Regions from separate parts of the Mus musculus genome. Here region 1 is linked to region 2. The links are chromatin loops, found by intact Hi-C in ENCODE. Cell type or tissue: left cerebral cortex. All regions are shown on one strand. Links, peaks and the distances in the headings refer to the core of each region. The heading gives the core; the rest is flanking DNA.

What was found. A loop is a pair of places that touch in the nucleus more often than their neighbours do. Peaks named below come from ENCODE experiments on the same cell type or tissue, not always from the same donor. Only the 100,000 strongest peaks of a DNase experiment are listed, where the experiment ranks them.
Region 1: it touches region 2 in a loop (2.6-fold over the local background); 6 of 42 quality-filtered maps call a loop at or near these places.

Annotation. Positions count from the first base shown.
Region 1 is chr11:78,287,934-78,293,622 of GRCm38, reverse strand. 2610507B11Rik (RIKEN cDNA 2610507B11 gene) reads right to left here. Exons shown (of 39, transcript NM_001002004.2): 35 at 5,556-5,689; 36 at 5,328-5,458; 37 at 4,581-4,682; 38 at 4,203-4,337; 39 at 2,998-3,819. The coding sequence ends at 3,640. Rskr (ribosomal protein S6 kinase related) reads right to left here and starts at 2,782. Exons shown (of 12, transcript NM_001287206.1): 1 at 2,684-2,782; 2 at 1,954-2,199; 3 at 1,785-1,868; 4 at 1,593-1,661; 5 at 1,149-1,218; 6 at 825-929; 7 at 629-669; 8 at 212-239; 9 at 5-94. The coding sequence starts at 2,740. It overlaps Gm3948 (predicted gene 3948), which reads left to right. Exons shown (of 4, transcript NR_166889.1): 4 at 450-780. In left cerebral cortex, for the core only: no CTCF peak of the experiment used is centred there; DNase peaks (open chromatin) are centred at 392 and 2,775; H3K4me3 peaks cover 779 bases; H3K27ac peaks cover 1,338 bases.
Region 2 is chr11:78,334,266-78,339,954 of GRCm38, reverse strand. Pigs (phosphatidylinositol glycan anchor biosynthesis, class S) reads right to left here. Exons shown (of 12, transcript NM_201406.1): 6 at 4,321-4,528; 7 at 3,125-3,267; 8 at 2,052-2,166; 9 at 467-612. Among named protein-coding and RNA genes, the nearest start is that of Unc119, 6.4 kb to the left of the region's middle. In left cerebral cortex, for the core only: no CTCF peak of the experiment used is centred there; no DNase peak of the experiment used is centred there.

The DNA of each region.
Region 1 (5,689 bases), core at 267-5,266, 46 kb after region 2:
TCACCCATGTATTGAAGAGTGCCGCAGATAGTGTAGGCTCGTGCTCCCTGGGATAGGTGGCGAGACAGACCAAAGTCTGTCACTTTCAGATGGCCTACGAAGTAAGGAAACTATGTTCAACCCATGTTTGTTTGTTTGTTTTTTGTTTCACTTTGGTTTTGTTTTTTAAGAGGTACCACTTGTCCTGGGGCTAAAGAAGGAAAAGACATACCTCGTTCATCCAGCAGGATATTCTCCATCTGAAATCATGGGCAAGAGGACATTATCTTACTTTTTCCTTTGGCTCTGATTTGGTTTTTCATTGTTGTTATTTTTGACATAGGGTGTTACTGTGTAGCTCAGGCCAGCTGGGAATTTTATATACCAGCCTCACATATGGCACTCCTCCTGCCTCCCAACAGTGCTGGGGAATAGACATGTATGACCACACCTGGCATTCTTTCCCGTAGAGCTGCTAGCTGGAGAAGGTAGTCTACTCAGCACTCAAGCCTATACTTGGAGGACCCACACCCAAATCCTTCGCATCCATAGGAACCCAAATAACCGTCTCTGCTTCCTACTGCCTTCTCAGATCTGTGGAAACTTCTTGAGATCCTTGCTCAACTTAAGAGAAAAGACTTAACTCTACCTTTACATCACGGTGGATGATACCCAAGTCGTGGAGATAGCCTGTGGAGAACAGTGGGCATGGGTGTGTCTGCCAGTTTCTTTGTAGCCCCTATCTCTCCTCTATCCTGACTTCCAAAATTAAATATTAATTCTGTTTCTCCTCCCCACTAACTTAATTTCCCCCTTTTTATTTCCTTTACCACATTTGCACTTACACAGTACAAGGACCAGTTCAGCTGCAAAGAGACGGATAGAATCCTCTGGAAACCAACCAACAGTAGACCACAGGGAGTAGAGATCCATGCTGCAGTAGCTACACACTGCAAAGTAACACAAGTCTAGGCAATACTGAGGTCTATACATAATGCCTAGGCTCAAGGCATTATGGACCTCCTGCCCAAACTAATGCCACCATCTGTTTCCCTCTTTTGGAATATAGAAATGTTATGAGGAGTGGAGCCAAACAAAGGCAGAATAATGTCAGGTGGGGAGGGCAGTATATGGATCTTTGGGGGTGAAGACAAAGCTCAGTCACTCACTAATAAAGAGGTGTTGTTTCCCCTGCCAGCTGTCCCCCAAACTGTGTACAAAAGGATGGTTGATCTGTCGCTATGGACAAAGAAAACAGCAAGTTAGGAAAACAAGCTTCTTGATGATAAAGGCAGCTAAGAAATCACATGTTGCCTTGTGTAGAAGTGAACTGCTGCTTCACCTTCTGATTCAGAACTCATTTAGGACTCTTGGAAAACCTTGGAGCCAGCACACTGCTTAGGAGCACACCACGATACACTGTAGAGTCCCCTGGCAGAACTTGGAGCTTGTCCTCAGCTAATAACTACTTTTCTCAGGATTTACTTTGGTGCTATCTACTCCAGGACGGACACATACAGGGAAGGTAGACCCAAGAAAACCAGGTAAGTTGGAAAAAGGTACTTTCTCCAACAAATTCAGGTCTCCAGCCATGCTTTCAGAACTCTGCATACCTGGATGCTAACCTCTTCTTTGCACTGCCTCAGCGTATCCCGCTGTAGAACTTTTACTTTGGGCACCACCTATAAGTGTAGAGGCATGGTAACTCATGAAAATCATGCTATTTTAACTTGTTCCCCCTAATCTCTGGAACTAAAGATTGTAAACAGGATCTACTGAGTAAGCTACATCGCTTGACTTCCTACCTTCACTGCAAATACAGCTTTCTGGGCACAATCTAGCACTTTCAGGACAGTTCCAAACGAACCTTTAGCCACAAGGCCTAAAATCTGAACAAAGAAGAGGGAAACTGAGACTGGTTGTTTGTAGATTCCTCCCTAAAACAGACACTTCCCAGGGGCTATGGTGACCTACCTTCAGCTCCTGCTGCTCCCTAACAGGCCTCACGGGAAACTCTGGTAGAAAGAGGCTGATGAACTGAGGCACTGGCCACTCAGACTGAGGCTTCTCTAGTAGCAGTGGGGCTGGCTGGAGCAGCTCCTGATGTAGGCACTGATGCCTCTGTAGTCCCCATAGTTCTTCCAGACCTGACCTGATGGTCCCCATACCACACCAGAGGCTCTTCCAGCCTTGGACCCAGTGACCCTGGATGTTGTCACCCTGCTGAGAAGGGAGCCATTCTAAGCCTGCTCATGAAGCACTGCAGGTTCTGCCCATCTTAACAGGCACCCCTTCCTCTAGTCTTAACCAATGCTGTGGTGACCCCCAACCATAAAACTGTTACTTCATAACTGCAGTATAAGTACCTGATATGCAGGATATCTAATGTAACCCGTGTGAAAGGAGTCACAACACACATGCTGACAACCACTTATCTAGAGGGAAGGAAAATTCCCAGGCTTTGTGATGTGACCTAAATTTCCTTGACTTAATTCAAAATCTCCATGACAATAACAGGTTTATGTTTTCACAACAAAACAGGAATACAACCTGTGCATAAGTGAGTTCTATAGCCTTTATGCCCACCCCAACAATGGATATCAGTGACAGTCTCCTAACTGGGCACTTTCTAGCCTCAGGCCCCTACATCTTTCATTTCCCTCCCATAGGCAGCCAGAGCCTATACCAGAGCCCCATACCCTACCTTCTGAGGAGCAGACACCCGGGTGTGTTGTCCCTGCCGACAGCTTACTGCTCCCATTTCCAGCCTCTGCCTCTTTTCGCGCTGCTAAATCTGTTGTCCAAGTTACATAAGCAATTCCTCCCTCTGATGCTGCATTACCCATGAGCCCCACCTCTTCCAGTGTACACAGACCCATCAGCTTTAGGTCAGCATCATACCCAAACTGGGAAGTATATGTGATTGTGGTAAGACTTCAAGGCAGAGGAGAAAGACAAGACCAGTCATTACTGGGGCAGTTAAAAAATGTGTTGGGTTAGTGAGGAGGGAAGGACACAGACAACTTGAACGCTTTTACTCAATACAATTAAAAAAGGCCAACATCAAATTTAAAATATTTTTTCTTTAAATCTCTTTTTTCTCCATTCTCCTGGGCATACCCCAGGGAGGAAAGTAAGGTACCCATGGCCAGCCCTGGCTCCTAATGCCATCCTCCCAAGTGAGCACAGACTGGGAAGTTTATCCCCCAAACCCAACACCTCTTAGACAACAAGGCAGTGGAGTGAGGCACAGAGGATCAGACTCCTTCCCTTAGCTTATTGGCACAAAGGGAGAGCAATTACATTTAGAAATATATATATATGTTTTATATATATATATCTTTATAAAAATTTATCATACTTGATCAAAACTATCCCCCAACCCTTTCTGTTGCCCCGAAAGAGCAGGATACTAGGCTTGGACACAATCCCTGGGTCTTCTGGTTTTCTTGCCCCTGTGGCCCTGGGTCTAATCCCATGAGAGGGAACCCAGCGCTTTGTCCACCATGCCCTGCAGGGACAGGCCAGCTGTTGAACAATGTCTCTCAGTTCCCATATGCCCCACAAATCCTGCAGGATGAAGGGAAGCTCTGCCCACCCTCAAGTCCCTGGATCCTGAGCCAGAGTCAATTCTATACTGTAGTCACTTGGGTCTCCACATCACTTGCGCCTGCCGAAGATGGACTTCTTGCCAGGGTTCTTGTCGCCCACACTTAAACCAATGAGGAGCCGAGCTTTCTCTTCTTCCTGCTGTTGCATGTTCAGGTCACACTTTGTTTCTAGCTTTCCCCGGACCTCAGACCCCGTTGCAGGTTTCAGCCTTAGTTTTTCTTTGATTACCTGGCAGTGGAAAGGAATAAAAGGAAAGGAAAAATTAGTGAAACGGGGTGTACAATTTAAAGTGAACCAATTCAAAGATTTATTAAGCTTATATGTAAACACAAAAGGGCACTTCAAAGTATATAGATAATAGTCTGCTTGTAAGAAGCTTACAATCTAATCAGAACCATCATAAAGCTGATGTTGTAGAAGCCCTTAATTCCCTCAAAATTAATGAGTCACTAGCATACCAGGGCAAAGGCATGGACAAACAAGGACAGATCAGTCATTATCTGCCCCTTTCCTGGCCATCTCTTAATACAGCACAGAAGAGAAGGCTCTTAAAAAGGCAATGTGCTTGCCAGTCCCTGCTAACGAAACAGCCATGAGCCCTGGCGAGATACCTGGGCAACCAGAGCTTTTCGGCTGTCCCTTTTGACAGCCATGGCAAAGTCCAGCCATGTCCACGTGTTGTTGTGGTACTCCAGACAGGGTAGCACCAAGTTAAGGTCGCCCCAGTCCACACTGTTCTTCTCACCCTGCAACAGGAAGAGAAAGAGGGAAAAGAGCTGCCATTTTGAATCTAAGCCAGAACTCTGAGTAGAATTCCTACAACAGCAACCGACATATTTGAATTCCCTCCCATTCTGGTGATGGGGCTGACTCCTGCAGAAAGCAGGACAGGTTTGTCACCCATGGCCCACTTTCACAGGAAGCCCAACTGTCACCCTGTCTATAATCTTTAGTCCCCTTCCTACTCTAAGTGCTGGGATGGAATATACCTTATAACTGACACACAGTGGAACTTGTGGGATTTTTATATATATGAAGGAGTTGTTCATGGCAGCTCGCTCTTTCATCTTGTCAATATCATCAACTGGGTGCTGGGAAAGACAGAAAAGGAGCATAAGCCCTAAAACCACCAGAGCAACCCAAGATGCTAAATTACTCCACTCTCAGTCCTGGAGAAGACTTAAGACCAAAGGAACAACACCCACCCAGGTCCACAGAAACTATTAATACCCATTTAAAAAATCTAAACATACTAAAATGTTTTTACCTTTTTGTTTCTTTTTTTGTTTTTTTTTTTAAGATTTATTTATTTATTATATGGAAGTACATTGTAGCTGTCTTCAGACACTCCAGAAGAGGGAGTCAGATCTCGCTACGGATGGTTGTGAGCCACCATGTGGTTGCTGGGATTTGAACTCTGGACCTTCGGAAGAGCAGTCGGGTGCTCTTACCCACTGAGCCATCTCACCAGCCCCTACCTTTTTGTTTCTTTTGCTTTTTGTTGTTTTGTTTTGGTAGCAACAGGGTTTCTTTGTATATCATTCCTGGCCTGCCTCTGCTTCCCAAGTGCTGAGATTAAAGGTGTGTGCCCCCATGCTAGGCTTCTTTTGCCTTTTTTGAGATAGGATCTCATACAGTCCAAGCTGCCCTTGGACTTATCTTCCAGCTCCTGTCCTCAAGTGTTGAAATTATAGTGGACCACCACATTTAGGTTCTCTGATTTTCATATGCCATACCTCAGGTAATTTGCGAAATGATCTTCTGACTCCAGAACTCCTGGTCAAGCCCTGTGCCACGCCCTTCCCGGAGCCCAGTGGTACTGCATCATCTGTTGCTATCAGCTGCCGAGGCTTTACAACTGGTATTCCTGTGAAAAAGCATGCAAACCAACAGTGACTCTCTTCCTGAAGCTGCTTTAGGCTGCCACTCCATATTCCTGGCATTCCAACATAACCAATTCTTACCAGTAGTCACCAGTTTGGACTTATCCTCTTCATCACCAACTTCATCATCTTCTACATTTCGACCAGGAAAGAAAAAGCCCATCATTCTATGGAAGAACCGGTGGGACAGCTGGATGGTGAGAGGCACCACATTT
Region 2 (5,689 bases), core at 291-5,290:
GCTTAGGACCCAGAGGCCATGGCAGAAGAGGCAGGTTCGGCTTCTGGTATTAATCCCAGGGGCATAGGAAACTGCTTTTTTTCCTTTTGAGTACCTAGGTACGTAAGTACTAAAGAAGCTTTAAGTACACCATTCTAACTGCTCCCTCAAACGTCTGATGAAATCCCAAACGGTCATCCTGTTTTAGGATTCCTAGCCATGGCCCAGAGTGTAAAAGCATGAAGTACTCCAGGGAAGCTAAAAGCTATAGTGCAAGCCGGTAAGTCCAAAGGGTCAGAGTACAAAAAGCATTAACAAAATTGACAGCTGAGCTGGCAAAGGAGGACAGCACAGCCCTGTCACCTCCCTGGTATATGCTCCTCCCCACAGGGGAACAGATGCCACCCCTACCCCCACCCCGATAATCTTAACAGGAGTTTTCTTGCAATAAATATGGATTCTGAGGCCTGCATAGGGTGACTATTACCATAATGCCACCCCAGCGGGGACTGTGGAAGGCATTGGTGGCCACTGGAGCTCCGTCCTTGTCCTGAATGTACAGCGGGGAGTGGGCAAGCTCAGGCACATAGAGCAGAAAGTGGAGTACAGGGTACAGGGAGGCAGCGCTGGACCCTGCGGACAAAGAGGGAGTCAGAACACCAGATGGGGGATTCCAGGCTCAGCATCGCAATCCAGGCGCAGCCTCTCACCGGCCAGGAGAACCCAGTTCAGCTCTTGGCCACACTCCCGCTAGGCTCCTTCCCTCCAGATGAAGGATTATAATCCTTGCTTCTAGGTTCACCCAGGTCAAGGAGCATAACTGTCCATTCAAGTTCTGCCCTTTGGGCTGCTGAGATGGCTCAGTGGGTAAAGGTGCTGCCACCAAGCCCGATGACCTACCTGCATGTGATCCCCATGATCTACATAACGGAGAGAGAAGACAACAGACTCTCCCAGGTGCTACACTGACGGCCACGTGCATAGCACAGCAGGCCCCACAATACCCACTAGATGAATAAATGAATGGATAAAGAAAATAAATGAATAAATAAGTGTTAAAAGAAAAATCAAGGAGTTGGAAAGATGTCTCAGCAGTTAAGAGCACAGGGCTGCTCTTCCAGAAAACCCAGGTTCAATTCCCAGCACCTACATAGTAGCTCACAACTGTCTGTACTCCAGTCCCAGGGCATCCTATACCCTCGCACAGACATACATGCAGGCAAACATCAGCACACATGGAATAAAAATAAACACATAATTTAAAAAGAAAAAAAGAAAACTGGCTGGAGAGATGGCTCAGTGGTTAAAAGCACTCACTGCTCTTCCAGAGGTCCTGAGTTCAATTCCCAGCAACCACATGGTGGCTCACAACCATCTGTAATGAGATCTGATGCCCTCTTCTGGTGTGTCTGAAGATAGATACAGTGCACTCATACAATAAATAAATAAATAAATAAATAAATAAATAAATCTTAAAAAAAAAAAAGAAATTCTAAGAAGAGAAAACTCATTTCTGCTTTCAAAGGCCGCAGCTGCAGCAGTAGCCCAGTGACACTTGCCTGCTATGCACAAGACCCTGAGTCTGATCCCTAGTACCAGGGAAGAAAAATTAGGGTTGTGTTTTTTTTTTAAATTAGGTATAGCGGCACATGCCTATAATCTCAGCACTGGGAGGCAGCACAGGAGGGTCAGGAGTTCAAGGCCAGCCTTGGCTACACAGGAAGCTTAAAGCCAGCCTAGGATACATGAGATCCTGTCTCAAAAACCGGAACAAAATAAAGTTTCTACCTTTCTGAGGTATATGAGAGTTTGCCTCAAACAACCAAAGGAAAGGTAAGAGAGGGAGAGGGAGGGGGAGGAGCAGGGGAGGGGGAGAAGGGAGAGGGAAGGGAGGGAGAGAAAGGGAGAGAGAGAGAGAGAGAGACAGGGAGAGACAGAGAGAGACAGAGAGAGAGACAGAGTGAGAGACAGAGACACTAAACCTTCCCAGTCCCATCCAAACCCGAAACCATCAAAGCACCCAGCCGTCCCCAACCCCACGCTGGCCTGACAGAGGCCTCTCAGGAGCTCACCGAGTCGGGACTCCACTGGGTTGATGACGTGGGGCAGGCTGTGCATAGCCAAGGAGTAGCTGGATGAGGCTGGGTCAAAGCGGGGGTTCACGCCGAGCATGGCATAGTATAGGATCTGTGGAGAGAAGGGGGACAGGCCATCCCATACACGGACTTAGAGGCTACTGTCTCTAAGAGTGCAGGGACTGTGTGAAGATACACTCAGGACAAAGACAAGGCTCAAGCAAAGTGCATGTATGAAAGGAAATAACAGAATCAAGGTAAAACTAATGTATTAAATACATACTTAGAAAACCACATTATTTTACCAGGTTCCCAGAAAGTCAAAGAGGGGAACAAACAAAGACTGGGTCCACAAGACCCAATTGAGTCTGCTTTTCAGACCATTGGTTCCTTGCCACCTGCAGGGTCTGATCAAGTCCCCCACGCTTTCCCTACAGGGACAGGATGTGACACTGAAAGCAAGCAGGGCGCTTTATGGCTCTATCGTTACAGTGTTCACATATTTCAGAAAGCTTTTTAAAAATAACTTCCTTAAGGGTGGCTGATGGCTTTAACATGTAGGTACAACTCCTGAGTTAGTACTTGGGAAGTAGCTCTGCCAAGCCACTCTGGTGACACTCCCTGAGCTGGACACCAAGGAAAGGACACCGGAACATGCCCTCAAGGGAGCAGTGGACTGACGGACATAAACAGGTGCACACAGTGCTTCCTACAAGCTACATCCCCGTACCTGCTCACACGACACTGCCCTACACACAGCTACACAAGCAAATCATCACGCTCTGAGAGAAGGAGAGCAGATGCCCATATAAACACTAAACATGTATAGACTTTAAAAAGGCTCCGTGCTGGGCATTGGTGGTGCACGCCTTTAATCCCAGCACTCAGGAGGCAGAGGCAGGCGGATTTCTGAGTTTGAGGCCAACCTGGTCTACAAAGTGAGTTCCAGGACATCTAGGCTACACAGAGAAACCCTGTCTCGAAAAACCAAAAAAAAAAAAAAAAAAAAAAAAAAAGAAAGAAAGAAAGAAAGAAAAAGAAAAGGCTCCATAACTCATTCCTGGTCTTACCTGAGAGTCCACAGAGAAATTGCCCGCAACACTGAGGCGATTCAGGAAAGGCTGCACAAAGCGCTGGACAGCTCCCTCAATGTCCCAGTGGACATCGTGGGACTTGGGGTCTGGGTTGAGTAAACTGAAAGTGATTTCATAGCCTACAGAAAAGAGGAGTCGTGGAATTCAGAAGTACATCAAGGAAAGAGGCAGCCTACATCCCACGTCATCTGGATGGGATAGGGATGCCACTGAGGGACCAAAGAGAGGACAGGAGTGAGATAAGGAACACTGCTGAGTACCTTAAGGAAAAACTGGAGCCAGGCAGTGCTGGCACACACCTCTGATCCCAGCATGAGGGAAGCAGAGGCAGGCAGATCTGAGTTAGAGGTCAGCCTGGTCTATGAAGTGAGGTCTGATATAGCCAGGGCTACACAGAGAAACACTGCCTTAAAAAAAGAAAAAAAGAAAAAAAAAAGAAAAAAAATGGAGAAGCCAAACAGAGTAACTCCTGCTTTTAATCATTGCACTCCAGAAACAGGCAGGAGGGTCTGTGAGTTTAAGGCCAGCATAATCTACATAGTTCTAGGGCAGCTAGTGCTGCCTCAGAAAACAAACAAACAAACAACAAAAAACAGCTGGTGGTGGTAGTGCATGCCTTTAATCCCAGCACCCCAGAGGCAGACATTGGCAAATCTCTTAAATTCAAGGTTAGCCTGATCTATAGAGCAAGTTCCAGGACAGCCAGAGCTACACAGGGAAACCCTGTCTCAAAAAAAAAAAAAAAGAAAAAGGCCAGGCATGGTGGCGCATGCCTTTAATCCCAGCACTTGGGAGGCAGAGTCAGGCAGATTTCTGAGTTCGAGTCCAGCCTGGGCTACAAAGTGAGTTCCAGTACAGCCAGGGCTACACAGAGAAACCCTGTCTTGAAATACCAAAAAAAAAAAAGAAAGAAAAAACAGAGGGAGGAGAGATGGTTTAGAGCTTTAAAGTATTTGTTCTTGCAGAAGATCCAGGTTCAATTCCCAGCACCCACATGGTGACTCACAACCATCTTCACTCCAGTCCCTGGGGATCTGACGCCCTCTTCTGACCTCCAAGCATGCATGCCGTACACATGCATGCACGCAGACAACACACTCATACACATAAATAAGTAAATCTTCCGCCGGACTCACGTCTTCTCCCTTCCTAAAACAAAGCCCAAGCCCTACCTAAGCTGGACTTGAGCGGCCGCCTCTTGTCAGAGCTCCACTTGTCCTCGGGCAGGTGGTCGGCCAAGGCAGCAGCAAGCACATCCTCCGTCAAGGACATGGCCTGGGCGACCTGGACTATGCGACGGCCGATGATGTTGAAGGCTTCCCTGTGGATCAGCCCCCGGACAACTGCCGTCCTCTCAGGCCCAATGTAGCTCATCATGTCCTGTGCGGGGGGACAGAGGGATGGAGCGCCATGGCTCAGTGAAGAAAGCATAAAGGCACTCTATCCTTCTTTTCTTTTTCTTTCTTTTTCTTTCTTTTTCTTTCTTTCTTTTTTTTTTTTTTTTTTTTTTTTTTGAGATAGCCTCTTGACATAACTCAGGCTAAAATTTGAGATTCTCCTGCCTCAGCTTTCCAAATGATGGAATTATAAGCATGCACCATTACATAAGCCCAGTTCTGGTTCCTGTCTTAAGGAATCTGGCCTATTACCATCAGCTAAAAGGTTGCACCACTCTCTGGGCTTGTAGTGAGCTTTTTTTTTTTTTTTCTGTTTTTCATTTTTTTCTCCCAAGACAAGGCTTTTCTGTGTATCCCTGGCTGTCCTGGAACTCATTCTGTAGACCAGGCTGGCCTTGAACTCAAAAGATCCACCTGCCTCTGCCTCCTCAGTGTTGGGGTTAATGGCGTATGCCACCATTGCCCAGTCATGTGTCTCTGTCTCTCTGTCTGTCTCTGTCTCTCTCTGTCTCTCTCTGTCTCTCTCTCTCTCTCTCATTTTTTGTTAGTTTTGCTGTGCTTTTAAAGATATAGTTAGGACTGGCCAGGTGTGGTGGCGCACGCCTTTAATCCCAGCACTCAGGAGGCAGAGGCAGGTAGATTTCTGAGTTCAAGGCTAGCTGCAAGTGAGTTCCAGGACAGCCAGGGCTATACAGAGAAACCCTGTCTCGAAAAACCAAAAAAAAAAAGATATAGTTAGGACTGGAGAGATAGCTCAGCTGTTAAGAGCACTAGCTGCTCTTCCAGAGATCCCAGACTCCCTTCCTAGCACATAGATGGCAGCTCTCAACTGACTGTTCCCCCAGATCCAGGGGATCTGATGCCTCCATCTGCATAGACATGCAGGCAAAACATAAACTGAGATATAAGAAATAAATAAAGGCTCATTTCACTTTATTTTATATGTATGAGTATTTGCATACATATGCGTATGTGTACCATGTGGACGTTTGGTGCTCAGAGAGTCCTGAAAAGGGCACTGGACCTCCTGGAATTAGAGTTAGAGACTGTTGTGAGCCCCACGTGGGTGCTGGGAACTGAACCCAGGCAGGTTCTCTGCCAGAACAGCAAGAGCTCTTACCACTGACTCGTTTCTCCAGCTCCT